Regions from separate parts of the Homo sapiens genome. Here regions 1, 2 and 4 are each linked to region 3. Evidence: chromatin contacts called from ENCODE Hi-C or POLR2A ChIA-PET data. All regions are on one chromosome and are shown on one strand. Each heading gives the region's core, a stretch centred on a gene start or an enhancer-like site at or near the end of the contact. The rest is flanking DNA. Distances are from core to core; before and after follow the strand shown. Region 1 overlaps PRTFDC1 (phosphoribosyl transferase domain containing 1). Region 2 has its middle 87 kb from the start of ARHGAP21. Region 3 overlaps ARHGAP21 (Rho GTPase activating protein 21). Region 4 overlaps PRTFDC1 (phosphoribosyl transferase domain containing 1).

Region 1 (5,813 bases), core at 3,115-5,614, 200 kb after region 3:
GCCACATTGTGCAGTTCAGCTTCTCTTGGTTGCAGCCATCAGCCTTGGAGTCTTCCATCTGAAGTACCAGACATCACTGAGCAAAAACAAACTACCTCCAGTATGTCTTCTCTGTATTCCTCTTTTTTTTTTTTTTTTTTTTTTGAGACGGAGTCTTGCTCTGTCACCCAGGCTGGAGTGCAGTGGCACAATCTCAGCTCCCTGCAGCCTCTGCCTCCTGGTTCAAGTGGTTCTCCTGCCTCAGCCTCCTGAGTAGCTGGGAATACAGGCATGGGCCACCATGCCCAGCTCATTCTTGTATTTTTAGTAGAGATGGGGTTTCACCACGTTGGCCAGGATGGTCTCGATCTCCTGACCTCGTGATCCACCCGCCTTGGCCTCCCAAAGTGTTGGGATTACAGGCGTGAGCCACCACATCTAGCCTCCTAACTCTTGTAAACCATTAAAGAGAGTAACTAATTATTGTTGATTTAAACTACTCAGTTTTGGAATGATCTGTTAACAAAACAATCAACAAAATTTATTTATTTATTTACTATTTTTTAGAGACAAGGTCTTGCTCTGTTGCCCAGGCTGTAGTGCAATGGTGTGATCATAGCTCACTGCAGCCTCAAACTCCTGGGGTCAAGCAATCCTCCCACCTCAGCCCCCTGAAGCTGAGACTACAGGTACGTGCCACCACCCCTGGATAACTATATATATATATTTTTATATTTTTGTAGATATAGGGTCTTGCTATGTTGCCCAGGTTGGTCTTAAACTCCTGGCCTCAAGTGATTATCCCACCTCAGCTTCCCAAAGACAGGCGTGAGCCACCCCAACCCCCACCCCCATCAACAAGGAATACACTTTCTCTGGTTTATGTGGCTGTTCTCTACAGCAAATAAAAACTCGCAAGTCTCTTGCATCTTTCCCCCCACACCCCCGAGGTGAGTTCACAGGAATCTCCCATCTTTAAAAAGCCTTCTGGCTATGATTGTATATGTCTTCTTCTCTTCACAGCCAGGCTTCTTGAGTGACCTTCACACCTTCCTCACTCACAGCTTACTTTCTACTCAACCCTCACTAGGCTCTGGACACAAAGAAGGTCACAGTAACATTAGTTCAGGCTTCTTTCTCCCTCTTGGGCAGTGTAGGGCTTCAGTGCCCCACCCTATCTTAAAAAGCCACTCCCTCCTGGCTGAGAAATTGCAAAAACCTATCTCTTCTGAGAGGACTAGAAAGAGACTCTCTTTTTAGGAAAAGGCACCTCTTCCTCAGGGCTGATGCAGTCGTGAGCCAGGGTCCACGGGTTGGCAAGTGAAGTGTGGGCTCTCCTTGGTTTGATGTCTTTGTGAGGGCACCAGCAGTGCGGGCTGCACAACCTGATGCTGTAGCTGGGTTCCTGGGGTGCTCTGAGCTTTCTGGAACTTGTCCATCAACATTCCTCTCATGTGGGCTCTGGTCTCCTTGCGGATGTCTGTGGCTCATGACGCTTCTGGAGGGTGGCATCTTGGGAAGCGCCCATTCCAGTCCACAGTGCTTCCCAAATTGCAGAGCCCTTGGGGTGCTAGCACGGAGCTACTTTCCTGCTTCTTCCCACCCCAAAGCTTCCCCGTGCTCCTCAATGAAATGTGAAGAACAGCTGGCCTGTCAGCTCCACTATGCAGCACAAAGATAACCATGAATGCAGCTCTTTAGGCTGGTGTCTTAGTCTTCCTCTTTGCACCGGGCTCAGAAGCCATCATGGGTGTATGACTGGCCAAGAAATAATGCAGCCCTCTCCATGCACACCCTCTTCCTATTTCTGCACACCTCCCCTCAGCAGCGTGCAAAGGCCCCTCTTGAGATCCCCTTCTTCCCTTCCTGAAACTGGCTTGTTGTTAGCTCTCAATTGTCATCTTGGGATCCAAAGGAGCTTCACGATTGCAAAGTCAGTAAAACTCCCAAATGCTAAGTTTGCCCAAATTAGTCAGATAACTGGGTGGAGAGCGTGGTTTGGGGTTTCAACTTCCTAGAACACACTACCTCTATGACAAAAGGGAGGGCATATTTCCATGACACCCGGTCTCTGGATGTGGAATAGCCTGCTTTTTCTCTCCATTGGGAAGACACAAGTTGATTTCACAGAAGGCTGAGCAAATGCCTGACTGTGCTCTGAAAGGCTGTTTTCACAGTCTCAGAAGGCCTGAAACATGGCAAGCCATCTTATACGCAAAGATTAAACAAGGTATGTCGGGATTTGACTATTTGCCATTTACATCTAGGGGGTCCGTGGGTCAAAAATGAGTACATTCCAGTCCCTGTAAGAAAGGACCAATTTATAATGAGGGGTTCTAATTTGTTTGGAAAATCCCAAAATATTACTAATTATGTTGATTATAACTGATTCCAAACTTCCCAGTGAAATACACACACACGCGCGCACACGCACACACACACACATACACACACGCACACGCACACACACATACACACACACACACATACACATTTTCCCCCTTACAAATCAGCTTTGGAACACTAAATTAATAATGGATTTGTTATTAATCAAGTAATAAGTTTTGCATTTTTGGTTTAGAGTGAATAAACTCAGTGATATTAACTAGACATGAGTTTTGCAAGAGAAAAGGAAATACTATTTTTCCCAAGATGACTTTCTTGGCTATCACTGTCAAAATATTGTCTGGTAGGAAAAAACTGCAAGCATGATTAAACTTCTTGCATATTTAGTGAATTTTCAGCATTAACTATACAAGTCCTCACAATCTTGTGAGGTAGATCAATCTCCTTTCTAATTTGAATAAACAGACTGTCCTCAGAAAGGATACTGATGCTTACTAAAATTCAACGTTTTTAAGAAAACATTTTCATATTGCATACTTATGGATAATTTTACACTTAAAACCAAATGTGTGCCTGGATTTTTCTAGGTCCTCTGACATAAACATGGCATTGTGAAAAAAAAGCTATATTCAGAGTGTTAATTTTGGTATTTCAAGAAATTCGTCAGTCAGACACAATTATAAATCTAAGCTTGGGTACCAATGCTTCTGTGAAACAAAGCTAGAAGAGATTCCTTTTGCAGACTTATCCCTTGGGATATTTGGGTGTGGCTTGTTTTCTTCTCTGACCGAAACAAAGATATGCAGGAAAATCTTCTTTTACAACTAAAATTCCTTGTTCTCACAAACGAGCTTGAGGAAAAAAAAAAGCAGCAGATCTAGCCCAGCTTAATCATTTGCTTCTACTAGTGCATATATTGGATTTAATCCAAGTTAACAAAAATAAAGCCGCAGGATAGATACATGCAGTCGTATATTTAAGCTACTGACTCACATACATGTTAATGTCTGAAAGTATTTAAAAAATATGGAGGCGGAAGAAAAACAGTAAGAAGTGATAAAACATAACAAGTTTTCTTATTCTTTATTAGTTTAAAGGAAGCTAGAACCTAATAACAATACGCCACATACGGTTCAGAACCAAACAAAAGCTGCTTAGTTATTTATTTTGCATTTGCATTTTGTAGGAAGTGAGAAAAAAACAGCTCTATTGGGACTCAAGTTTATTTTCAATTAAAATCCCCATAAATTAGGAAATGTCTTATAAAACGGAGAAATTGGAAAAAAATGTTATTCAGAAAAAAACTTTCTTGAGTGTGCTTGTTTCCTGTAGCACCTTGGATTTTGTGATCAGTCTTTTAAAGATATTTTTTAAAAAATTCAACCTCTGTCTTCACATTTAGGACAGGGCATAACAGTGTCTTGTCCTTTCATGCAAATAAGAGGAAAAATTTATACTTGCTTAGTTTCGAGCATTGAAAGCACTCGCCCCTAATTCTGCCATTTGCTCATGTCCCACATGAATAAAAGGATACAGCTTAGAAACCAGGGCCTTGCTGCTATTGTATTTTTTTCTAATTAAAATTCAGAGTATTAAACACAGTTGAGTACATCCATGCATACATGACATACCGTCATCACATACCGGAAGCTCCAATCAAGAGCCCCGAGCAAAGCTCGTTTCATAACATCATTAAGATTCATTGTACACTGCGTTTCAGAAAGGCTTTGTCAAAGCAGATAATAATGGCCTGTCAGAAATGCACAAACAGAAATTTATATTAAATTGTCCTTTCCCTCCTTTTAAAATATGGGAATCTATTAATAGCTGCATTCCCGGTATAGGGGACTCAAGTCTTCAGTTAAAAAAAAGTCCCCAGCTTCTTAATATTGTAAGCTTATTACCAAAATAAGAGTATAAAAAGTTAAGTGAAAAATATTTGAGTAACTAGGTGGGGGTATTCCTGGGAATACTAATCAAATATAATGACTGTATCAAAACAAAGGAAGGCGGAGCTCAGGAGTGTGAAGGTAGATAGCATTGCTGAGTCACAAGGCGGAGTGTTTAATTTGGAACAAGTCAAATAAAAGCACTGCTTTCTTTTCCTTAGGAACCTTTGATACTCTTTATATTAACCTCAGAAAAGAAAGCTCTCTCATTTGAACATTTTTTTCTTTTATATCCTGCTGAGTGAAGATGCCTGGGGGGACAAACTTGACAGCTGGCTTCCCAAGTACAGGCGTAAATATGATGCTATCTGGGACTTTAGTGGTGAGAATTCATGTCTTTAGACTCGATATTTTTCTTTACCGTGCTCATTGATGACGCATATGTGCTGAAACAATAAAGGATTTAAACGCATCAGTTTCTTAACAAAATATGAGACACAGAAAAGGTGATGCAGTAATAACCGAATGCCATCCTGTAATTGGCTATTGATCATTTAAATAGAAATGTGTGTATTTATATGTGTGGGTAAAATCTAAAGAGACCCATTCAAGTGCTTGACAAAAGGTCCTTTGTGGTTTAGTTTGGAGATTCCTATTCTGAATCCGGCTCCCCAGGTCCCTAAAACCCAGAAATGCTGAGGGAGCTGTATGTTTAGCCCTGCTAGAAACAGAAGTCTCCTACTGGTAAGATGACAACTGCTTGGGTGAATGGAGAAATAACAGTGGCAAGCACAACATGGGCTCTTATTCAACCCTTTTTGGGCAACAAGCAAAGGGTTAGGAATATTTTGATTGAAAGCAACAGAAATGGGGCCAGGCTAATGTAAGCAAAAAAGGAGGATTTGGATGGGCTCAGTGGCCCCTGTCTGTAATCCCAGTACTTTGGGAGGCTGAGGTGGGAGCATGATTTGAAGCCAGGAGTTCAAGACCAGCCTGGACAGCATACGAAGACCCCATCTCTACAGCAAGTAAAAATATTAGCTAGGCATAGTGGCGTGTGCCTGTAGTCCCAGCTACTCAGGAGGCTGAGGCGGGAGGATCGCTTGAGCCTGGGAGTTCAAGGCTGCAGTGAGCTATGATTGCGTCACTGCACTCTAGCCTAGGTGAGACTGTGGAGTGAGACCCTGTGTCTTTAAAGAGGGGGGAGGGGGAATTTATTGGTGGAATACTGGGGTAGCTCTCAGAATCCAAGGATGAGCTGGGCAATGAAGCAACTAGAAGGCAGGAACAAGGGCAGCTCCAGAGACTTTCACCCATGGTGCTATGGATACTCTCTGGGGGCACTGCTATCCTAGTGGTTGAAGTCTGAACACACTCAGTCTCTGTGACTTTTGGTTTAAATTTCTAATTCCCAGGACAGAGAGACTGATTGGTCCACTATGGGTAAGTTGTCTACCTCTAGATCATGCAGTGTTGGTCAGGGTCACACAGCTGGGGTCCACACTGGGGGTCCACGTCTGTGTGGTGAGATCATTTCCCCCAAAGAGGGAAGAGTTATGAGCTGCATGCCACTGTAATTGAAACCTGCTAGAGTTCAAG
Region 2 (5,816 bases), core at 3,279-5,778, 170 kb after region 3:
CTAGGGGCAGGGTAAGACTGTCTTAAAAAAAAAAAAATCAGAGATAAGAATAAGTTTCATTAGGATAAAATTATATGGAGAAGTAGAATGGATATAAAAAGAAAAAATATATTTTATTTTCAAATATTAAACAATGACTTTCATATTCTTTTTTTGTTTTTTGTTTTTTTTTTGAGACGGAGTCTCGCTCTGTCATGCCCAGACTGGAGTGCAGCGGCACGATCTCGTCTCACTGCAATCTCCGCCTCCCGGGTTCAAACGATTCTCTCGGCTCAGCTACCGAGTAGCTGGGATTTCAGGCATGTGCCGCCATGCCCAGTGAATTTTTTAAATAGTTTTAGTAGAGACGGAGTTTGACCATATTGGCCAGGCCGGTGTCAAACTCCCAACCTCAGGTGATCCACCCGCCTTGGCCTCCCAAAGTGCTGGGATTACAGGCATGAGCCACCGTGTCTGGCCTCATATACTTTTTAGTGAATAAAAATGAGTATTAAATTGCTCAGATATTTAGATTCCATCGGAGACGTTTAAAAGTGATCTGTGGGTTTAGTTTACAATATTAACATTTACAATCCGCTGGAAATTACATCCTTGGCAGCTATTTAAACTTATGTTGAAAAATTTTAGATGTTATCCTTCAAACAGGTGAGAAAGTGCTGCATAGTTTTTCAAACTTCTTCTTTTTTTTTTTATTTTGAGTGGAGGTGGGGAGTTGTGAGTAAAATGTTTAAGGACCCCCAATTTAGAGTGTTTTGCAAATATGCTCTGAACAACTGACCGATTTCTATAAATTTGTTTTTTCACATGTTGTTTGTTCACGTAAATATTTTATAAGTTTGTTTAAATTTATTTTTCACTGGAAACCATGAAAAGCCATAGTTAATGCTAGAAAAGTAAGTTCATTCGGCTTAATGCTCTATCCCTTAATTGCTGCTCAATCTACTGCTATCCAGACGCTTGTGAAAGCAAGTGGATCTGAAGTTACCAATTGCTAGATCAGAACAGAGCCTGCGGGGAACCATCTTGACAGTTCTATTTTAAAGCCTAATCTGTTCCCATTCTCTGCTGCCTCCCTCGTCTTCTTCTGTTTTTTAATGTTCAAAAAATAAAAAAACAAGGTGGCAAAACCCAAGATTACTTGGCAAGAAGGACGGGTGGGAAGTGGAACATAATTAGCTTTCTTTTTTTTTTTTTTTTTTTTTTTTTTTTTTTTTTTTTTTTTTTTTTTTTTGAGACGGAGTCTCACTCTGTCGCCCAGGCTGGAGTGCAGTGGCGGGATCTCGGCTCACTGCAAGCTCCGCCTCCCGGGTTCACGCCATTCTCCTGCCTCAGCCTCCCAAGTAGCTGGGACTACAGGCGCCCGCCACTACGCCCGGCTAATTTTTTGTATTTTTAGTAGAGACGGGGTTTCACCTTGTTAGCCAGGATGGTCTCGATCTCCTGACCTCGTGATCCGCCCGCCTCGGCCTCCCAAAGTGCTGGGATTACAGGCGTGAGCCACCGCGCCCGGCCAGCTTTCTATGTGATGTTATTTTTAATGCCATTCCAACCTTCAAATATCAGTTGGGAGGGGAGAGTTTAGAATAAATCGGTAACTTGATTATTAAAAGAACCCTTCTCTGTTTGGGAAAAGAATAACTGTCCCAGGAAAAGGGGGCTCACAGGGATGCTCTTTCCATAAACACCTTTATACTCTTCTTTGTTGGTTGTAAGAAAAATAGCATTCAGGGGCCAGAAATGGAGAGAAGACAGGGATTTCCTTTAGCAAAGGAATTGCAGGGAATTTGGGTTCTTAGGATCAGTGGTCAAAGATAATATTCTTTTACTAGGGCAATTAGAGCTAGCAGAAGATCCATTTATTCCAGCAGCAGAGAAAACTGTGCAATGGCTTTAAAATTTTTTTTATTTTTATTTTTTTTGAGACAGGGTCGCCCAGGCTTGGGTGCAGTGGCACACTCATAGCTCACTGCAGCCTTGACCTCCTGGGCTCAAGCGATGCTCCTGCCTTAGCCTCCCCAGTAGCTGGGATTACAGGTGTGCACCATCCTGCCCAGCTAGTTTTTAAAATTTTGTGTAGAGACAGGGTCTCGACATGTTGCCCACACTGGTCTCAAACTCCTGAGCTCAGGGCAATCCTCCTTCCTTGGCCTCCCAAAGTGCAGGGATTATAAGCAGCCTGTGCAAAGACTTTTAATGCCAAAGCCGTTGTGTAAAAGTTGAGCATAAGCCCCACAAGGCTTTTAGACTCTGAAGAACAAGTTGAGTGAATTAAGTTTATTTCCTCCTTTGCCCTGTTTATGAACATCAGAGTCACATTTAATAGTAGTGAAAACTGGAAATTTGGACAGTGAGGAAAAGTTACATCTGTGTATTTGGACTTAGTTAAGTCATGTTCTTCTAAATTCTACTTACTCTAAACTTTATTGGCAACTATTGATATATTGTGTTTGTTAGATATTTATTCTTTTTTTTTCTTTTGAGACAGGGTCTTGCTGTGTCACTCGGGCAGTGGCATGCTCATGGCTCACTGCAGCCTTGACATCCCAGGCTCAAGCAATCCTTCCATCTCAGCCTCCCTAGTAGCTGGGACTATAGGCATGCACCACCACACCCAGATAATTTGTGTATTTTTTGTAGAGACAGGGTTTCACTGTGTTGCCCAGGCTAGTCTCAAAACTCCTGGGATTAAGTGATCCACTTGCCTTGGCCTTCCAAAGTGATGGGATTACAGGCATCAGCCACCACACCCAGCATCAGAGATTTATTCTGATAAGTGGATACACATGGTTTTTTTACATGTACATAGATGTATAGATACACATATATGTTTTAGAGCAAATGTTTAGCTTAAGGCTCCTCGTGCAAAATGTTCTGTTGAGCACCACTGCAGTCCAAGGAAAAAAACAGATGGTTGGTTCACTTTCCACAACCAAGCCCAAAACCCCATTTACCAATCAAAATTGTAGGCACTATGCTTAAGAAAAAATGATCAATGTTTCTAAGCCAACCCAAGCCTCAACTGTCCCACCTAAACAGTTGCCAAGACTTGATATGAATGTTCACCTATGAAACCTGCCTCAGTCTTTCTTGACTCCTATTTCTAGCCTGGGAGCCGATATTTCTTGTTTTTTTTTTTTTCATTATTCTTATTTTTTAAGACAGAGTCTTACTTTGTCTCCCAGGCTGCAGTACAGTGGCACGATCTCGGCTCACTGCAACCTTCGCCTCCTGGGTTCAAGCGATCCTCCTGCTCAGCCTCCCAAGTAGCTGGGACTACAGGTGCCCACCACCATGCCTGGCTAATTTTTGTATTTTTAATAGAGACAGGGTTTTGCCATGTTGGCCAGGTTGGTCTCGAACTCTTGACCTCAGGTGATCCACCTGCCTTGGCCTCCCAAAGTGTTGGGATTACAGGCATGGGCCACCACGCCCAGCCTCCTGTTTTTTATTTTTCATTCTTTTAAAATAAAGATAGGATCTTGCTATATTGCTTAGGCTGGTCTCGAACTCCTGGCCTCAAGTGACGCTCTCATCTCGGCCTCCAAAAGTGTGGAGTTACAGGGGTGAGCCACTGTGCCCTGCCAAGTGTTTCATGTTCTGATGAATTAAATATGTGTCCTATGGGAGGTGGGCCATATGAACAACCCGAAAGGACAACACAGTGTTCATAGAGTCACCCTGCAAATTAGCCTCACGGCTGTCATGGTGTGAAATGACGGGGTGGGACACCCCCTTGACTTTGTTTACTGTAGGGACATCATTTGGCCCCAGAGATCAGTGGCAGGGACAGCCTTTGTAGTTATTAGATTCTGTTGCCTTAGCTCTCTGGGTCCAGAAAGTTGTGAATGGAGATTCCATGTAGAAATTGGAAATTCTTACCCAAAAAATCCCACCTCTGAATAGCCCAGAGGTGCGTACATCAAAGGAGGCCACTGTTTGTTTGTTTTTCTTGGCCAAGTGGGAGGAGGAATGCGGGAGAGCTCAGAACATTCCCAGAGAAAATGAGGGCCCTGACTTGATATGTTGTTCTCGATTCCTTTCTGAGTGAATTCCACGGCCGATAAACTGGCTCGGGCACAACTGTTCACAGCTGCATGTAGGATGTTGCAGGGGACACAATGGCTGCTGTGTGTGCAGGAGGACAAACAGTCCCACACAGGCCTGAGCCTGAGCAACAATGAGCGACAAACGGCCTTCAATACAATGCATTCATTTCCTGTAATAACACTGGGGTAAATGCGGCCTGGGAGGCCAGTTCCACCTGACAGAGACGCTCCACTTCATGCAATCGTTTTCAGAGGCCCGCTTTTCATGAAGAAAGACACATATAAAAAGGAGAGAGATGGCAAGCGGCTGAGGGTTTTCTTTTCCCCTCCTGCAAAGCAAGATATAATTAAAACCATGTATATTTTTAATGCCTAGATAAAACAGTGTGGTAAAAATACTGTCGAGGTGTTAGAAGCTATTTCAATTTTTAGTCTTTCTGACACTAACTGCTCGTGATTCACCATCGCTGCTAAAAATACTGGCAGGCGGCAGCCTGAGCTTCTCTGCTTCCCAGCAGGTAGACTGGCTCTAACGTGAGCTTACCTCCCTGTCCTGCCAGAGCTTCCATCCTCATGTAGGTAAGAGTACTACTGGGAATTGGCTTGACAGCCTATAATAATAATAATTGGCTGGGCGTGGTGGCTCATGCCTGTAATCCCAGCACTTTGGGAGGCCGAGATGGGCGGATCGCCTGAGGTCAGGAATTCGAGACCAGCCTGGCCAACATGGTGAAACCCCGTCTCTACTAAAAATACAAAAAATTCGCTGGGCATGGTGGTGGGCGCTTGTAATCCCAGCTACTTGGGAGGCTAAGCCAGGAGAATTACTTGAACCTGGGAGGCGGAGGTTGCAGTGAGCCAAGATTGTGCCACTGCACTCCAGCTTGGGCGACAGAGCAAGACTCTCTCATAAAAAAAATAATAATAATTAATAAAGCCCTAATAATAATCAAGATGATGATGATAGCTAACATCTACTGAGTGCTTACTAAGTAGCCAGTCTGGGTCTAATTGCCTGAATCCTCATAAGAACCCTATGAGGTAGGGATCATTATTCATCTTGGGTGAGGAACCGAGGCATTGAGAGATTAAGCAACTTGCCCAAGCTCACAACTATTCATCCTTTTCAATATATACCCGGGTTCCGGGTGCAGTGGCTCACACCTGTAGTCCTAGCACTTCGGGAGGCCAAAGCGGGTAGAATGCCTGAGGATAGGAGTTTGAGACCAGCCTGGGCAATGTGGCAAAAATCATGTTGATTTAAGAGCCAATAGTAATAATAATTAATAAAGCCCTAATAATAATAAAGATGATGATGATAGCTAACATCTACTGAGCATTCTACTGGACCACAATTGTGCACCACCATACCCAGCTAATTTTAAAATTTTTTGTAGAGATGTGGGTCTTGCTATGTTGCTTAGGCTGGTCTCGAACTCCTTACTCCAGTGATCTTCTTGTCTTGGCCTCATGAAGTGCTGGGATTATAGGCATGAGTCTCCGTGCTTGGCCTTTCTCCTCATTTTATAATTGAGAGGCATGTGGGCAGGAGTGAAGTGTCCCGGCTAATACCACTCAGGTAGTTCAAGACAGAGCCAGGACTAAAATCAAAGTCTGCTCTTTCTACCTGTATAAAAGAAGAAACTCAGTTAGAACCATTTATTACATACTTACTGAAAACTGAATTAATATCTATACTAATAAGTGTCCTGGCAGGGATTTGATAGGAAAGAAATAGAATGTATGATTTTATGATTTCTACCATCCCAA
Region 3 (6,356 bases), core at 1,896-4,395:
CAGTAAGTTCATATACGCACGAGAATATACAGGACATGAAAATCTCCAGCACACAGAACACTGCATGGCACACAGTAGATGCTCAATAAATGTTTGCTAATTAAAATTAGAGCCCTGGAAAATGCTAATAGTAAAAATTCCCAAAACCAGCTTGGAGAGTTGTTTCAGGGACAAAGCAATAGTGCTACGACTAATCTGTACTATTTCCCTCAAATAGTATAAGGAAAATGCTGCCACTCAACAGCAGTTTAAGTACAGTACCACTAGGTGTCGGACATGAATCAAAATTTTCTGGCATTATGAACTATCCAGGCAAGAAAGACTGTGGATGGGTGTTATTCATTCAACAAATATTTACCGAGCTCTTACAAATGTGCCAGGCATTGATTATCCTACAATGAACAAAGAATCCTGGCATCTGCCTTCTAAAGTATTTAAAGTTCATGTAGCATTGTACATTTCACATGTAACATTTCACACACAGTATTATCATATCTAGATTCATAGCCCTATTATTTCTGTTATGCTAGAATTTAATTTCTCTGCAAACTCAGAAAAATTTGTTATGGTGCTCTAACCAACTATCTTTCTATCTGACTTTATCACCTCTCAATCCTTTAACCAATTAAACTTGCTTGACTTTATCAAGACCTTCCATTCCCTTTAGCCTTCTCCATTCTTCTAAACTATCAGTCTCCCTCCAGAAATTACTATCATGCTCACTTCGGCAACATATATACTAAAATTGGAACAGAAGTTACTTTCTTTCTTACTAAGATTACCCGTGGATCAGTATTTCAACAAAATTGACCAGTACCCTCAACTTCCTTTCCCCTTAACCTTTCAAAGCATTCGATGTGCCAATCTCTAACTACGGAGAATTCCAAAATACACCTGCTCTGTTCTTGTTCTTGGCCTGCTACTACAGCTGAATAAAACTGCAGGACAAGCATTGATTTACAATTTCCCAGTTCAGCTAAGTTCTTGACACTACTCAGAAAAGTCTCTTGCTTGCATTTTAATTCCTGTCCCCTCAAGGTTGCTGTTTCAAACTTCTAGTAACCTTCTTTTTTATTTATTTTTATAGAGACAAGGTCTTGCTACATTGACCAGGTTGATCTCGAACTGACTTCAAGCGATCCTCCTGCCTCGGCCTCCCACCCAAAGTGCTAGGATTACAGGCATGAGTCACCACACCCGGCCATCATAAACCTCTTTAACTTGCTGTTCCATGCTGATTTCCTCACACTAGTTCAATAACCTTGTCTCCCAGTTCACTCAATTGCTATATCCTCAACTTTTTTTTTCTTTGCCTGTCCTCATTTTCTTCGTCCTATTTCAGGTGGGGATTTAGTCATCAGTCCTCTTCAGGACCTTGCCACCATAATTCTCTCTTCTCACATGTAAAACTTCATGTGAGAAAATCCCTAGTCTTCTCTCCAAATCTCATGGATATATAAATGCTTCCCAAACAACAAAAGTTCTCTCCACCTTTCCATATAGCTACCCTCTCTATCCCTTTGTTTTTCAAACTACTTACAAATGTAGTGTATGTATCGCTTACCTTCAGTTACCTCTAATTCAGGGTTTCTCAGAAATTAACAAATACCTCCTTGGGGGAAAACTGCCAACTACCCCACCCTGACCTTGTCACGGTTTGCTGCTCTAATTTTTATGTTCCAACCCACTTCTATCTGTCTTCCTCCTCCCTTCCGTCCACTGCACTGAAACTGTTCTCAGTAACTTTACCAAACTGCCATTTGTCAGGTCTAGTCCAACTGTATCCCTTTAGTCCAAATCCTAATGAATTCTCTAAGACAAAGGACAAATTTTCCACTCCCCTTGCCCCACTTAAAATTATCACCTCCTAATAAGCAAATTACCAACTCCTCCTGGTTGTCCTCAGACCTTTCCACTACTTACTCTCAAATTTCCTTTCTGATTCTTCTTTCTCTGACCAGCTCTTAGAGTCCTGTCTTCATTCTACATGTCTTTGTCCTCTCTGTGTATGGTTTCACTTACACTTAAGACTTAATTATAACATATAAAATGACTGTCAAATCTATTTTCAACCCCTAACCTCTTTCTTGAGAACTCTAGAAACAAATTTTCAGCTAGATACTGAACTCTCTACAGGCATCAGAAATGCAACTTATCCCAAATTAAACTCATTTCTCCAGAGGAAGGAGAGATATATTTCACTTCAATATCCTTCAGTCCTTCATTTAATGACACCTCCATCTATCCAGTCACTCAAGTCAGAAAAACATAATGCTCCACAAGGCATCTTTAACTGGAAACACACACTCCATCCTAAAATCTTTCAACCAAATCTGGGCAAATGTAACTTCTAAATGTCTCTAAAATCTGTTCTGGAATGCCATTTTTCCTTCCTCCTGATAAACTCCTATTCATCTGTTAACAACCCAATGGACACCCCATCTGAGATCCCCTCACCTGGTGGTTAAAACTGACTTCAAAAAGTTCCAGCCAGTTGTGGTGGCTCATATCTGTAATCCCAGCATTTTGGGAGGCTGAGATGGGTTGATCACCTGCAGTCAGGAGATTGAGACCAGCCTGGCCAACATGGTGAAACCCCATCTCTACTAAAAAAAATACAAAAATTAGCAGGGTGTGGTGATGAGCGCCTGTAGTCCCAGCTACTAGGGAGGCTAAGGCAGGATAATCGCTTGAACCCAGAAAGCATAGGATCCAGTGAGCCAAGATTGTGCTGCTATACTCCAGACTGAGCAATAGAGTGAGGCTCTGTCTCAGAAAAAAAAAAAAAAAAGTAGTTTCTAGTTTGGTGGAGGATATAAGTATAAAATAATTACCTAAGTACAAAAATAAAGGTACATGAAATTGTTGTAGGATCATGGCACAAGGAATCAGAGCCTGTATTCTACATATATTCATTAGATGTATATGTGCCAGGAACTGTTCTGGGCTTTAAGAGATAAAGAAAATAAAGTTTCTGCTCTACATTCCAACTGAGAGAGAAAAATGCTGAGGAAGAAATAAGTAATATGAGAAATGGTGACAACTGCAATGGAGAACAATAAGCAGAGTGAGAAGGAAAGGAAGAGGGAAAGGCAGGGCTGTTTTTCTGAAGTGGTCAGGGAAGGCCTCTCTAACAGGTGACATGTGCACAGCTATCTGAAGGAAGTGAGGTTAGAGGCCACATCACTTCCTTCCCAGTAATTAGTTTAGTGAGTGGCTCACAGGACTGACTCAACAGATGTTTGCTAAAGGAACAAATAAACAAAAATTATATTTCTGATTTAATGTGCTTGGCATTTACATGTAAATATTTCTATTCTGTTTTTATAGCAAAGATGAAAAATTATCTGTTAAACATCAAAAACAGGGACTGTAACTATTATAATTAAATCTTTACTACATGGATTTATGAATCACGTACTTTCAATGTAGGCTAACTAGCTGGAGAGCAATCAGGAAAGAAAATGGGACTACTCAACTAGGGGGTGTCTATGATTAAGGTCTTAAGTTATGGAGCAGCTGAAAAAAAAACACAGCTCAACTTCTATGAAATCAACTTGGCCAGGTGTGGTGGCTCATACCTGTAATCCTAGCACTTTGGGAGGCAGAGCCAGGAGCCTAGTACAAGACCAGCCTAGGCAACATGGCAAAACCTTGTCGCTACAAAAAATACAAAAATCAGTCAAGCACAGTGGTGCAAGCCTGTGGTCCCAGCTATTCCAGAGGCTGAGGTGGAGGCTGCAGTGAGCTGAGATTGTACCACTGCACTCCAGCCTGGGAGACAGAATGAGACCCTGTATTTAAGGGGGAAAAAAATGGCTCAGCATGGTAGCTTGGTCTTGTAATCCTAGCACTTTGGGAGGCCAAGGTGGGAGGATCACTTGAGCTCAGGAGTTCAAGATCAGCCTGAGCAACATAGTGAGAACTTGTCTCTAAAAAAATTTTAATAATAAAAAGAAACCATTATACAATGATTTGATCATTATACAATGCATATATGCATTAAAATATCACACTGCATCTCATAAATATGTATAACTGTCAATTATAAATTTAAAAATTAATTTAGAAAAAAAAGCTCAAAATTACCTAATTACAGAGTTACCTCTAGAGTAACATTTCTATAAAGAAGTTCCTTCCAGAGGAGAAATTAATATTCTGCAGAACATTAATACTCCGCCATGCACTTTTCTTCTTTTTCACCTGTATCGTCCTATCTATTCAGTGTCTCCAATTAGTTCTCTGCAATCCTAAATTTCATGTTAAGTGTTTTAGAACCCTTGAAGAGATTTTTTAAATTTCATTTATTTTCTTGGCTGCCAAATTAACTTCATGCACTGTTTTTCAAACTCTTAAAACCTACTCCTAGAAATGGAACTTCTGACAATGCTACTTGAATCCAGTTGAATTCCTTGCATTTTAGATCACTATAAACAAGGTTTCCCAGGACTTGAAGTAAAATATTTTTTTTAACCTTTCATCTAACTTGACCACCTTACTTTACCAGTTTATTTTACAAAGAGGAAGTTCAAGTTGTTATGTAAATCCAAGATTACCATGTTTTTGTTATTACTGTTCTAGCTTATACACATAGCAGCTATGGGAAACTGATTTCTAAATCAAAAGAGTGTCACTGGCACTTTGTGTTAGAGAGGTTGATGGGAAAAGACAAAAGAAAAGTAGGAGGGCAGTCAGAAATCTGCTTTTCTTCTTCAACAGCAGAGGTTAGATACTAACATAGTAAATTTTGCAGCTTTGAGAGCAGTCATTTTAGAAGCTTGTGCCAATTCAAGATGGTGGTCATCATTAGAAATACCCCAGTGCACCTCCCTTTATTCAACACATTTACTCAGCAAACATCTGAGCTCCTACTATATGTACCAGGTACTTACTAGGCACTGAAAACTCAGCAATAAAAGACAATTTCTATCCTTAATGATCTTTGCTCTGAAAGTAATACATAAAAGAAATTATTTTCCATAAAAATACTGAAAAGTCAAAGTATGTAAGAAAAGTTTACTTTGTATATTCTTTTCTCTTTTTTCCCCAGACAGTCTCACTCTGTTCCCCAGGCTGGAGTGCAGTGACACGATCTTGGCTCACTGCAACCTCTGCCTCTTGGGTTCAAGTGATTCTCCTGCCTCAGCCTCCCAAGTAGATGGGATTTACAGGCATGTGCCACCACACCCGGCTAATTTTTCTATTTTTAGTAGAGACGAGGGTTTCACTGTGTTGGCCAGACTGGTCTCAACTCCTGACCTCAGGTGATCCACCCACCCCGGCCTCCCATAGTGCTGGGATTACAGGCGTGAGCCACTGTGCCTAGCCTGCATATTCTAATGCTCAGTCTTTGCCTCTCGTTTCTCTATTTGCCTTCATTAGGTTCGTGCTGCTGCCACCACCTCCCTCGAACAGGTACGTCAGGAGGAAGAAATTCCCTACTTGTTTACCACATAGCATGAACAATCACTCAGATTGTCTCCAAAATATGAGTAGAATTTTCCAGTAGAGAATTAGGGAAAAGGTCTATAGCTTTCGAAAATTGTGAAACACCAATCTACTTCATCTTATACAAAATATCCCTTCAAACATCTGAAAGCAGCTATCACTTTTTCCCTAAGCAATTCTCTTTCAAGCAAAGTTCCATGTTTTCTCCATCTTCTTTTTAAAAATACATATCATAGGTCAGCCGGGTGCAGAGGCTCACGCCTATAATCCCAGCACTTTGGGAGGCCGAGGTGGGTGGATCACCTTGAGGTCAGGAGTTCAAGACAGCGTGGCCAACACGGTGAAACCCTGTCTCTACTAAAAATACAAAAATTAGCCAGGCGTGGTGGTAGGTGCCTATAAACCCAGCTACTCGGGAGGCTGAGGCAGGAGAATTGCTTGAACCCAGAGGCGCAGGCTGCAGTGAGCCGAGATGGTGCCATCGCACTCCAGCCTAAGCAATAAGAGCAAAACTCTGTCTCAAAAAAAAAAAAAAAAAATCATCATAGGTCAAAATGTATATATATTCTTACCATCACAGCCCCTTTATATCTGAGGCTCCCAAGTGTTTTAATCATGTCCTAGTCAGTCAGAAGACAACCCTGGAGACCTCCTTTCCCATATTTTCCCACCTGTCCACTAGAGAAAAACAAAATAAATATTTTGAAATTAACTTGTTACTAGCTACATATAGAATCACTTTTATTACCTTTGTGTGTGCTTATGTATGCATATGTGTACATGTGTATATATGTATATAAGTGAGTTTATACAGTTTACATGAGGAAATATTACCCATAATAGCAAACTACAGATAACTTGGTAATTTTATTATAACTACATCTTAATAGGACAAATACATGGGTAGC
Region 4 (6,256 bases), core at 3,668-6,167, 220 kb after region 3:
CTGCCTCTTGGGTTCAAGTGATTCTACTGCCTCAGCCTCCCGAGTAGCTGGGATTACAAGTGTGCACCATCACGCATGCATAATTTTTGTATTTTTAGTAGAGATGGGGTTTCACCATGTTGGCCAGGCTGGTCTTGAATTTCTGACCTCAGGTGATCTGCCCCTCTTGGCCTCCCAAATTTCTCTTTATTGCACCTTACAGAGACTGTGGTTTTTTTTTGTTTTTGTTTCTGTTTTACAAATTGAAGGTTTATGGCAACCCTGTGTTGAGCACGTGTATTGGTGTCATTTTTCTGACAGTGTGTACTCACTTTGTGTCTCTGTGTCATATTCTGGAAATTCTTGCAATATTTCAAATACTTTCATTGTCATTGTGGTTATGGTGATCTGGGATCAGCGATCTTTAATGTACTATTTGTTTTTATTTTATTTCTTTTGAGACAGAGTCTTGCTCTGTTGCCCAGGCTGGAGTGCAGTGGCACAATCTCGGCTCACAGCAACCTCTGCCTCCTGGGTTCAAGCAATTCTCCTGCCTCAGCCTCCCAAGTAGCTGGGATTACAGGTGCACGCCGGATGCCCAGCTAATTTTTTTGTATTTTTAGTAGAGAAGGGGTTTCACCCTGTTGGCCAGGCTGGTCTTGAACTCCTGACCTCAGGTGATCCGCTGGCTTGGCCTCCCAAAGTGCTGGGATTAGAGGTGTGAGTCACTGTGACGCCCCCTAGACTGACTCCTTTTAGGGACTAATGCAGCTGGTGACTTTAAGTTGAAGTCAATGCTCACTTACCATTCCAAAAATGCTAGGGTGCTTAAAATGATGCTAAATCAACTTTGCCTGTGTTCTATAAATGGAGCAGCAAAGCCTGTTTATATAGGCACATCTGCTTACAACATGCTTACAGCATGGTTTATTGAAATGAATATTTTATGGCCATTCTTGAGACCTACTGCGCAGAAAACAAGATTCCTTTCAAAATATTATGCTCATTAACAATCTACCTGGTCACCTAAGAGCTCTGATGGAGATGTTTACAAGGAGATTATTTTCATGCCTGCTAACACAACATCCATTTTGCAGCCCATAGAGTCATTTAAACTTTCAAGTCTTATTATTTAAGAAATAGATTTTGTAAGGTGATAGCTGCCCATAGATAGTGATTCCTCTGATGGATCTGGGTAAAGTAAATTGAAAACCTGAAGATCCACCATTCTAGATGCCATTCAGAGCATTCATCGTCCATGAGTGGAGATCAAAATATTAACATGAGTAGGAGTTTGGAAGAAGTTGATTCCGACCCTCATGCATAACTTTGAGGGGCCCAAGGTTTCAGTGGAGAGGCCAAGGGCGGTGGCTGCTACAGGTAATCCTAGCACTTTGGGAGGCTGAGGTGGGCGGATTGCTTGAGCCCAGTAGTTTGAGACCAGCCTGGGCAACGTGGCAAAACCCTGTCTCTACAAAAAATGAGGTGGGAGGATCACCTGAGCCTGGGGAGGTAGAGGCTGTGGTGAGCCATGACTATGCCACTGCACACCAGCGACAGAGCAACAACTCGTCTCAAAAAAAAAAAAAAAAAAAGACTTTAGTGGAGGAAGTACCTGCAGATGTGGTGGCAATAGCAAGAGAAACTGAATTAGAAGTGGAGCCTGAAGATGTGACTGAATTGCTGTAACCTGATGATCAAACTTGAACAGATAAGGAGTTGCTTCTTATGGATGAGCAAAGGAAGTGATTTCTTGAGATGGAATTTACTCCTGGTGAAGATGCTGTGAACATTGTTGAAATGACAACAAAGGGTTTAAAATATTATATATACTTAGTTGATAAAGCAGTAGCATGGCTGGAGAGGATTAACTTCAATTTTGAAAGAAGTTCTACTGTGGGTAAAATGCTATCAAACAGCATCACAATCTACAGAGAAATCTTTCATGAAAGGAAGAGTCAATCTAAGCAGTGAACTTCACTGTTGTCTTGTTTTAAGAAATTGCTACAGCCACCCCAACCTTCTGAAGCACCCACCAGCCTGATCAGTCAGCAGCCATCAACATCGTGGCAAGACCCTCCACCAGCAAAAAGATGATGACTCACTGAAGGCTCAGATGATCATTAGCATTGTTTTTTAGCAATGAAGTAGTTTTTCATTAAGTTATGTGCCTTATTTTTTAGACATAATGTTATCACACACTTAGTAGACTACCATACAGTATAAACATAAGTTTTATATGCACTGAAAAATCAAAAAATTTGTGTGGCTCTCTTTATCGTGGTGATCTGAAACCAAATCCACAATAACTCTGAGATATGGCTGTGCCTAAGATTAGCTCAAAGAGCTAAGGAGCCAAAACTATTTATCTTTATATAATCAATATATAACATGGAGGCTGGGTGCGATGGCTCACACCTGTAATCCCAGCACTTTGGGAAGCCAAGACAGGCAGATTGCTTGAGGCCAGGAGTTTGAGAACATCCTAGCCAACATGGTGAACCTCTGTCTCTACTAAAAATATAAAAATTAGCCAGGCATGGTGGTGCACGCCTGTAGTCCCAGCTACTCGAGAGGCTGAGGCACAAGAATTGCTTAAACCGGAGAGGCAGAGGTTGCAGTGAGCTGAGATCGTGCCACTGCACTCCAGCCTGGGTGACAGAGTGAGACTCTGTCTCAACAAAACAAAACAAAACAAACGAACAAAAATACATAACATGGAGACTGGCATCTAGTAGGTACTCAAGAAATACCTGTGTAGTGAATCAACAATTTTGACCTCATTTCTTTCACTTTCTCTGGTTCATTGTATTTCTGATTCATCCCCTCCATTTTTCCTTAACAATCTGCAATTCCTCCTTAACCAAGCTATTATCAATGTCTATTGCTTTTAATTTTGCACTAAGCAATTTCCTAAAATTCAGGTTTTTTGAGTGGGCAACTTCTCTTTTCAGTACACACCATGCCTCCTAAACACTTCCAATCTGATAACTCTGATCACTGCATCTGAGATGTTTGCCAGTTACTGTCTTAGTCATCTCATCACACCTAGCTCATTTCCTCCCAGAAAGCCAGTAAAATCTGCAGCCTAGGAGCTGCAGGCAAAAACTCTATGAGGAATCTCTGGGGTGTGCTTTCTTTGCTGTTGCATGATTCTGATCAAAACTAATCACAAGGGGTTTCCTAACAAAAAAGAAAAAGAAAGGAAGAAAGAAGAAAAGAAGGGAGGAAAGAATTGCACAAACCTACATGATATTCTTAAATAGGTTATTCCTACTTCTAGTATTTTAGAGCACACAGTGATTTGCACACCACACCGTCTCATCTGCAGCAGTGTAGTTTGGTGGCCGTGATCACACTAATCAAGAGCAATGGCAGCAGTGACAATGAGCTGTATTGGGGATATGGAGAATGAGTAGGAATGTGAATATAAACCCCATGGAAAAGGGAATGTAGTTTAGCATTTCGTTTTATGTGATAATTCACAAAATTTCCAGAATCATCAGTCAGTGGGTCTTTCCATTATTGTTCTCAGCTTAGTCAGATGAAATAAAAAAAGAATGATTTAAACAGTTAAGGCAGCCAAGGGGGAACTTTTGGCAGTTTCCGATGCTTCACTCTGGCATTTAATTAGAATCTTAGGCTGGGCACAGTGGTTCATTCCTGTAATCTCAGCACTTTGGGAGGCTGAGGAGGGTGGATCACTTGAGGTCAGAAGTTTGAGACCAGCTTGACCAACTTGGTGAAACCCCATCTCTTCTAAAACTACAAAAATTAGCTGGGTATGGTGGTGGGCTCCTCTAATCCCAGCCACTCAGGAGGCTGAGGCAGGAGAATCGCTTGAACGTGGGAGGTGCAGGTTGCAGTGAGCTGAGATCGTACCACTGCACTCCAGCCTGGGCGATAGAGCGAGATTCTGCCTCAAAAAAAAAAAAAAAAAAAAGAAAAAAAAACTTATTTGAGGGCAGGTTTGGGGGGCATGTCTCCCAAAATCTTGGGCTTAACCTGCACATCTGTGTTTTCATGGTGCCAGATTTGAGCCTGTTTCCATGCATTTTGTTTTATTCCACCCTTTCAGAGGTTCCTCGTGAATATGAATAAAATCTTACTTTAATAGATACACACATTTTATGAAGTGCCAATATTAAATCAACTTTGGAAAAAAAATCAGCCAGAGAGTACATTGTGTAGACAGCTTAAACACACCGAATAAAATGCTTTTAACATCATGAACTGAAGAGGCCATTTAACTTAATCATTGAGGGCTCACTTTATTCAACAGCAATGACCTATTTAGAACCATGACTCAGACAGCTTCCCTTGTGAGCTTCCTTTCCTTGGAAGAAAAGAAAGAAAGAGAGAGAGAGAGAGAGAAAAGAAGAGAGAGAAAGGAAGAGAGAGAAAGGAATTTTAAAAAAAGCAAAAAAATACAAAAAGAAAGAAAAAGAGAGAAAGGAAGAGAGAAAGAAAGAGAACAAAAAAAGCAAGGAAGAGATGAGAAAGAAAGGTAGTTTCTCGGGGTTCAAAGTAAAAAATGTTTTATTTAAAAAAAAGAAAGGGAGAAAGAAATGGAAGAAAGAAAGAAAAAGAGAGATGGAGGGAGGGAGAGAGAGAGAGAGAGGGCTGTGTAGAGTCTCCTTTTTTTCTAAATATTTTAATCCCATGTCTTCAAGGGCTCCAGAAGTATTATACAGTTATGGGTTCATAATGCCTCTAACTCACAGCATGACAAGATTATGTAGGTGAGCTATTTCCCCATGTTTTATAGAGTTCTTTCATACACAAATTTAATTTTAAAAAATCCTTTCTAGCCCTCCCTCCTTCATTTAACTCTGTCACGGCTCCTTTTGATACCACGATTCCTTCTCTTCCACCCTAACTTGGCTCCTGTAGTTCAAGTGCTCCTGCAGGCTCCGCCTACCCCGCCTCCAAACTGCTCTCTCCTCTCTTTCAGCCATTCTTCCCTCTTGTCAGTTTCATTTTCCTAAAACACAGCTCCATGATGTCATCTCTGCTCAAATACTTTTGTGTCTCCTGTTTGCTTTGCTGAGCAAGTTCAGCTCTTCATTGAGACTTTCAATGTATTCTACACATCAAACCCCGTGTTTTCATTTTTTTTTTCCTACTACTTCCCTGTTTTTGATTAATTTCCTTCAGTCATGCTGGTCCACTTATGTCCAGTGATCCTACTCTTTTCTCGATTACCCCATTCCATATTTTTATTTTTATTAAGTTTTATTCTTGTTGTAGGCTTTGTGGAATTTTCTTCAAAGCCGTCACCTATTTATGAAGGATTAGGGCTAATTATTAGTGGGGGATAGGTTGCGGTATTGTATTAAATTTTGGTGGGGTTTTTGTAGGTTTAATTTTTTTTTTTTTTTTTTTAGACAGGGTCTTGCTCTGTCACCCAGGCTAGAGTGCAGTGGCATGATCTTGGCTCACTGCAACCTCTGCCTCCAGGGCTCAAGCAATTCTCTTGCCTCAGCTTGGATTAGAGGTGTGTGCCATCACGTCTGGCTAATTTTTGTATTTTTAGTAGAGACCGGGATCTTGCCATGTTGGCCAGGCTGGTCTCAAACTCCTGACCTCAAGTGATCCACTCGCCTCAGTCTCCCAAAGCGCTGGGATTACAGGCATGAGCTACCGTGGCTGGCTGGCTTAATGGTTTTTTAAATTTATTTGGAGGGAATGATCGTTGGTTTTGGGTACATGACAGTGATAGCTATGGAGGAGTACCTTGAGGCTTGGGGGTCAACTGTTGCCCTTGGGGGGCCCTTGCTCTCTTTTCTGTGTTAGTCACAAACCCTTCTATTCCAGGTAAAAGCTCACCCTCCCCTCTCTAAGACTATCTGAATCCTAAGGAATCCTTCATTCTTTGGATTTCTTTAAATCCAAGGAAAGAGTCTTGCATGGAAAGACCTATGGGGCTCTTCTTAGAGTGCCAAGCATGAAATAAGAGAAGGTGTGTTTCCTGGGAACAAATTCCTGGCAGAGTAATAACATGATGATAAATGTACTTTAAATGTAAGTTTACTGAATGACTGACAAATTGTATTATCACTACAGGAGAAAGGAGAAGTCACTGCAGTCTCAACCTCCTGAGCCCAAGTGATCACCCACCTTAGCCTCCTGAGTAGCTGAGTCTACAGGTGTGCACCACCATTTTAAATTATTAAATAAATTAAATTTTAAATTTCTTTTGTAGAGACACAGTCTCACTATGTTGCCCAGGCTGGTCTCAAACTCCTGGCCTCAACAATCCTTTCATCCACTGCAG

Evidence for each region. A loop is a pair of places that touch in the nucleus more often than their neighbours do. ChIA-PET counts read pairs that join two places held with the same protein, here RNA polymerase II (POLR2A). Pooled maps may share reads with other maps.
Region 1: a loop to region 3 is called in a map of Calu3, with 4 times the contacts of the local background. The contact joins two enhancer-like sites. A Hi-C loop is called at or near these places in 3 of 168 maps with a recorded cell type or tissue (Caco-2, Calu3 and endothelial cell of umbilical vein) and 2 of 50 pooled maps. POLR2A ChIA-PET finds 5 or more read pairs at or near these places in 1 of 52 experiments (PC-9).
Region 2: a loop to region 3 is called in a map of GM12878, with 2.8 times the contacts of the local background. The contact joins two enhancer-like sites. A Hi-C loop is called at or near these places in 5 of 168 maps with a recorded cell type or tissue (GM12878, PC-9, dorsolateral prefrontal cortex and 2 more), 10 of 37 single-sample maps with no recorded cell type and 16 of 50 pooled maps.
Region 4: a loop to region 3 is called in a map of ascending aorta, with 4 times the contacts of the local background. The contact joins two enhancer-like sites. A Hi-C loop is called at or near these places in 6 of 168 maps with a recorded cell type or tissue (MCF 10A, PC-3, ascending aorta and 3 more) and 7 of 50 pooled maps. POLR2A ChIA-PET finds 5 or more read pairs at or near these places in 2 of 52 experiments (HEK293T and activated naive CD8-positive, alpha-beta T cell).

The regions. Positions count from the first base shown.
Region 1 is chr10:24,845,232-24,851,044 of GRCh38, forward strand. PRTFDC1 (phosphoribosyl transferase domain containing 1) reads right to left here. Exons shown (of 9, transcript NM_020200.7): 9 at 3,383-4,660. The coding sequence ends at 4,613. Among named protein-coding and RNA genes, the nearest start is that of PRTFDC1, 100 kb to the right of the region's middle. Within about 2 kb of position 4,365, at least 8 of the 41 ENCODE cell types and tissues checked have a DNase peak (open chromatin) inside an H3K27ac peak, as active enhancers do; they include endothelial cell of umbilical vein, where a contact is called at or near this core.
Region 2 is chr10:24,807,979-24,813,794 of GRCh38, forward strand. No RefSeq gene overlaps it. Among named protein-coding and RNA genes, the nearest start is that of ARHGAP21, 87 kb to the left of the region's middle. Within about 2 kb of position 4,529, at least 4 of the 41 ENCODE cell types and tissues checked have a DNase peak (open chromatin) inside an H3K27ac peak, as active enhancers do.
Region 3 is chr10:24,642,811-24,649,166 of GRCh38, forward strand. The region is part of intron 4 of ARHGAP21 (Rho GTPase activating protein 21); the gene reads right to left. Among named protein-coding and RNA genes, the nearest start is that of ARHGAP21, 78 kb to the right of the region's middle. RefSeq lists a silencer at 3,104-3,193. Within about 2 kb of position 3,146, at least 3 of the 41 ENCODE cell types and tissues checked have a DNase peak (open chromatin) inside an H3K27ac peak, as active enhancers do; they include endothelial cell of umbilical vein, where a contact is called at or near this core.
Region 4 is chr10:24,862,459-24,868,714 of GRCh38, forward strand. The region is part of intron 4 of PRTFDC1 (phosphoribosyl transferase domain containing 1); the gene reads right to left. Among named protein-coding and RNA genes, the nearest start is that of PRTFDC1, 87 kb to the right of the region's middle. Within about 2 kb of position 4,918, at least 13 of the 41 ENCODE cell types and tissues checked have a DNase peak (open chromatin) inside an H3K27ac peak, as active enhancers do.